Regions from separate parts of the Homo sapiens genome. Here region 2 is linked to region 1. Evidence: read pairs that join two places in POLR2A ChIA-PET (ENCODE). Cell type or tissue: PC-9. All regions are shown on one strand.

Evidence for each region. ChIA-PET counts read pairs that join two places held together with the same protein. Peaks named below come from ENCODE experiments on the same cell type or tissue, not always from the same donor. Only the 100,000 strongest peaks of a DNase experiment are listed, where the experiment ranks them.
Region 2: POLR2A ChIA-PET joins it to region 1 with 5 read pairs; 2 of 35 experiments call an interaction of 5 or more read pairs at or near these places.

What each region holds. Positions count from the first base shown.
Region 1 is chr9:72,906,025-72,908,524 of GRCh38, reverse strand. ALDH1A1 (aldehyde dehydrogenase 1 family member A1) reads left to right here. Exons shown (of 13, transcript NM_000689.5): 12 at 2,493-2,500. Among named protein-coding and RNA genes, the nearest start is that of LINC01474, 33 kb to the right of the region's middle. In PC-9, no CTCF peak of the experiment used is centred here; no DNase peak of the experiment used is centred here.
Region 2 is chr9:73,155,598-73,158,097 of GRCh38, reverse strand. The region is part of intron 1 of ANXA1 (annexin A1); the gene reads right to left. Among named protein-coding and RNA genes, the nearest start is that of ANXA1, 5.0 kb to the right of the region's middle. In PC-9, no CTCF peak of the experiment used is centred here; no DNase peak of the experiment used is centred here; H3K27ac peaks cover 355 bases.

The sequences.
Region 1 (2,500 bases):
TCTTTCTTTCTTTCTTTCGTCTCTCTCTCTCTCTTTCTCTTTCTCTCTTTTCTTTTCTTTCTTCTTTTTTTTTTTTTTTTTTTTTTTTTTGAGCTGGAGTCTCACTCTGTCACCCAGGCTGGAGTGCAATGGTGCGATCTTGGATCACTGCAACCTCTGCCTCCTGGGTTCAAGTGATTCTCCTGCCTCAGCCTCCCAACTAGCTGGGACTACAGGCATGTACCACCAAGCCCAGCTAATCTTTGTATTTTGTTTTTTTCTTTTTTTAGTAGAGACAGGGTTTCACCATGTTGGCCGGACTGGTCTCGAACTCCTGACCTCAAGTGATCCATCCGCCTTGGCCTCCCAAGGTGCTGGGATTACAGGCCTGAGCCACCATGCTGGCCTGGACCTATACAATATTCTAAGGCTGTGGTTCTCAGCCCTGGCTGTTCATTAGAATCATCTCGGGGGCTTTAAAAATGTATAAACTGATTTGGGGCAGGGGAGGGTATACATTAACACAAATTATATCAGTGTATAGTTTAAATTTCTCCTCCAAAGCCCATGTGGCAATTTAAATGCCATTGTAACAGCAATAGGAAGTGGGCCTAATGGGAGACTCTTAAATAAAATTCAGCAAGTTCTTCTTGAATAGTCGGTATAGCTAGTGATGAATATAGAATTTGCCTATGATAAAAGCATTAATAAAATTCAGCATAGTTACTGTGTGTATGTATATTATCGCCACTTACTGAAGATATTTATACCAAGTACTACAACAAGAATACTATTCACGCAATCTTACGCATACCTTGAAACAATCCTATTAAATATTATCATCCCCACTTTACACATGAGGAAACGCTTGCAGAAGACAGATAACATTTTGAACTCAAAGTTTTTGCCAAGTGAACATTTCTCAGTTCCCTGTTAATTCACAGTAAAATAGTTTCATTTCTAGTTGACAGTAAAATGAGCAAATTTACTCTCTGCACTTTTTAACAAAGACAAATTTCAGTTTTGTATTTTCGACTAGCAGAATGTTCCATGCTTGTTTGATGAAGCTTGTTATGACATCACCCCACTGAGGGTCTTGGGAATCCCTGATCAGGAATTTCCTCTATTATGAAAAACAGAGGGGACCATCTTGTTACTACATATCCTAGAAGATAATAATTTTCTGGCATTGTCCCAGACCTAATAGCTGCTTGGTGTTTTCAGGAAAATTATTGAACTCCAGAGTTGCAGGAAGTTTACTCATAATTTCAAAGTAGTATTTGATTTTGCAATTTAAAGGGCAATTAAACAAAGCTGAGACAATACTGCCTTTTGTAAGTGTAAATTTATTAAAGGAATTATCCCTCCAGGATGAGAGACATAGTTAAGAACTTTATGGTCCAGTGAGAATGTGGAACTTCGGGAACTGGGATAGTGTTTTAACAAAGAAAACATCTGAATATTATCTCAGGATAAAAGTAATGACCAAACCTTCAAAGTATAATACAATTTATCTGGAAGCCACCCTGGTTTTTTGTTTGTTTGTTTGGTTGGTTTTCTAAATTTGTTTTGTAGAGGCAAGGGTTTGCTATGTTGCCCAGGCTGGTCTCAAACTCTTGGGCTCAAGTGATCCTCCTGCCTCAGTCTCCAGCTACTAACCCAGGCTCTGGAAGCCACATTTTTGTCCACTTATTAAAATAGCATGAAGGGAGAGAAAAGTATAAACATAAATCTCCTTTAAAAAGTGTTTTTCTCTTGCGTATAATGAGAATCAGGTAAATAATTAGATTTTGCTAACTTTTGGCCACCAGCAAATTTAAAGCTAAACAAATTGTTTATGGTCTGCAAAACTGCATTCTAATTTTCCCCATCTAGATCTTCTATTGTAATTTTTTGTTGGATTCTAATTACTACTATTCATGTAATTATGTTTGTTTATATAAGCATCTTTAAACACTTTATGAAATATGACAGGGAATAAATTATAATTAAACCCAACTCCTGCCAAGGCCTCTGTTTAAGCAATTTATTTAACCAATTAATGGGAAAAAAAATTAACTGAGTAATATGATACATATTACAATTGCAAAAGAAAATTGATTCTAGCCTGTTAAGTACAGAAACATCAAGAGAATTACAAGCTGATCCATATATAAGCAGTAATGAATACTGATCCAACAAATTCTAGCTTCTAGCAAACCATATCTTTCCCCCTACAGCATAGTGACTATTCTATCTTTTATAAATTCAGACTACCACTTCTCAGGGACACAATGTACGACCAAAATGGCTATCCATATATATAGTTGCACTATTCTATTTGTTTCTAGGTAGTGTGTATCCATATATGTCTGCATTCTAATTTATAGTGCTACTTTTTTTTATCAAGATGAGTATGTTATAATGAAATTAATGGAGTTTGTAAGGAGCTTTCCAAATTTCTAAAACTGCCAAAAAGGATTTTTTTTTCACACCTTAAGTATTGTCTATAATGCACTTTTCTTTTCCTTCAGGGTGAATT
Region 2 (2,500 bases), 250 kb before region 1:
CATAGGAAAACATAAGGGCTAAAGAAACTTCTTAGAGTAGGCCCTGGCTGACCCAAGCCTCTCTTGAAATGAGTCAAGATTAACCTGGCAGAAAAGTTAAAGAAGAAGCTTGTCATATTTGGGAAGCAGAAGAAAGTTTGCTGGAGCGAGAAATGTTGGCAGAAGCTGAAACAAGAAGCTTCAATGTGTCCACAAAGCTTTGGGAAAACATTAATGGGTTTCTTTTTGTTTGTTTGTTTTTTTAAAGCAGCATGGTTTCATTTATGTTTCCGAAAGACCATTCATCCTTTATCATGGAGAATGGCTAAGAGATAGACAAGATGGAGGATTAGAATACTATTTAGTAGACCATTAGACCATCTATGTGGAATTAATGAGAGCCTGTACAAAAGTAATGGCTAGATGAAAAGCTTAATGATTGCTTTTTTTTTTTTTTTTTTTTTTGAGATGGAGTCTTTCTCTGTCGCCCAGGCTGGAGTGCAGTGGTGAAATCTCGACTCACTGCAACCTCCGTCTCCTGGGTTCAAGCAATTCTCCTGCCTCAGCCTCCTGAGTAGCTGGGATTACAGGCACCAGCCACCACGCCCGGCTAATTTTTGTATTTTTAGTAGAGACAGGTTTTCACCATGTTGGCTAGGCTGATTTTGAACTCATGACCCCAAGTGATCTGCCCGCCTCGGCCTCCCAAAGTGCTGGAATTACAGGTGTGAGCTACCACTCCCAGCCAATGATTACATTTATAAGGTAAAATAACTTGTGCCAATCTGTACAAGTGAATTCAGATTTAAAATTTTAATTGTAAAAAGATATCCAGGTGATATTTCTCCCTGAATAATTTAGTTTCCTTTTCTATTTCTTGATATAAAAGTACTCAGCATTGAAGTAATTGCTATCTTCACATTTCTTCCTATTTGAGCTGTCTAAATAGTAGTCCTACATATTTTCCCACCCAACACAAAAAACCCAGAAAAGAATTATTTTATACTGGATTTTTTTGTTGTAGCAGGAAGCCTAGAGGTGCAATTGTAACATGCATGTTCTTTTGGCAAACTCTATCTTAAAGGAAATTTCTTGAATTGCTATCATGACTTGGCAATATTTTTATTTAATGAGACATATATTTTTAAGATCTTAAGTATATTGAAAATTAATGTGTTCTCTGTTTTGGCCACACACACACAAAATGCCATCACAGATCCTTTTAGTCTGGGGATGTTTTTCAGAGGCCTTGCTCAAGGTCTACACTGATCTGTCTATCTACACCATTCTGTTTCACCCCTCTAGAGACTACTCTCATGAATGTTTGTGAGAGAGGTTGGGAGGACAATCTTGGCAGTTTTAAATTCTTGATATGAAGATAAATGACTCATGAGGCATAAACTGATTCCATAAACTGATTCCTCAACAGCATGTTCAGACAAACTCTTTCCATTTTCACCTGCTAAAAAGTAACTGGAGTTGCAAGTAATAACACTGAATGCATGAAGAAAATAATATCCAAAGCAGAAATCATCCCCACTTAATTCGCATGGGATTGCTCTTATTACTATTCTGTCATCTGTGAGAAGAACCAATACTTTTTCCATTCATTTAAAGCAGCCTGTTTCCTAAATATAATTGATAGACTTAAAATTGCTTCCTGATAAAGTAACAACCCGCAATTTTGCACAAGGTTTTAGTTCCCATTACAGTCTAGTTTCATGCAATTGCGGTTGCCACATGGAGTTTCATATTCCACCTTCTTAATTGGCACACCCAATACTTTAAAAGCAATTCTAGCAGCTTCAGGCACTCAAAATTTCCATTTTCATCATTTCATCCAAGGCTTTGATAAGGAAGAATCATCAAAATGAGTGTTAAAATTCATCACTTGGCAAAGTACTACTCCATCACTTATAAAAACATGTTTTTATTATTTATTTATTTTATTTATTTATTTATTTATTTATATTATTTATTATTATTATTTATTTATTATTATTATTATTATTATTCCATTCTTTTCAATTAGCAAATAAAAACTTCAAAAGAAAGCAAAAGAAAGACTAAAGATATTGTCCAGTCTAATATTAAAGGTGTCTCTGACAACTTCAAAATAAACGTTATAAAAACTTTACTGTACTGTTTTTTTTTTACTTCTAAAAAATACTTGAATAATGTCCATTTAAAAAAAAAGCCAGAGAAAGCCCAGGAAAAGGTATATTAATTACATAACACAAGATAACAAAAATAAGTTGTTTAAGTCACTTATTTGAAAGAGAGAGCATCCCTAGAGGAGACAGCTTTGTGATTTGTATCTTCTAAGTTCCTACATTCTAGCCTGAAGTATTTGGATAGACTAAAAGCATAATCTAGGAAAGAAAAGCAACCAATAGAGAATTTTCTTCAAGAAATCAATTAGAGAAAAACGGAATCTGAATTCAGCCAAATTCACCACCAGCTCTTAGCAAAGATTAAAGACAGGAGCATCAAGGCAGGATATAAGAAATTGCTCTAAAGG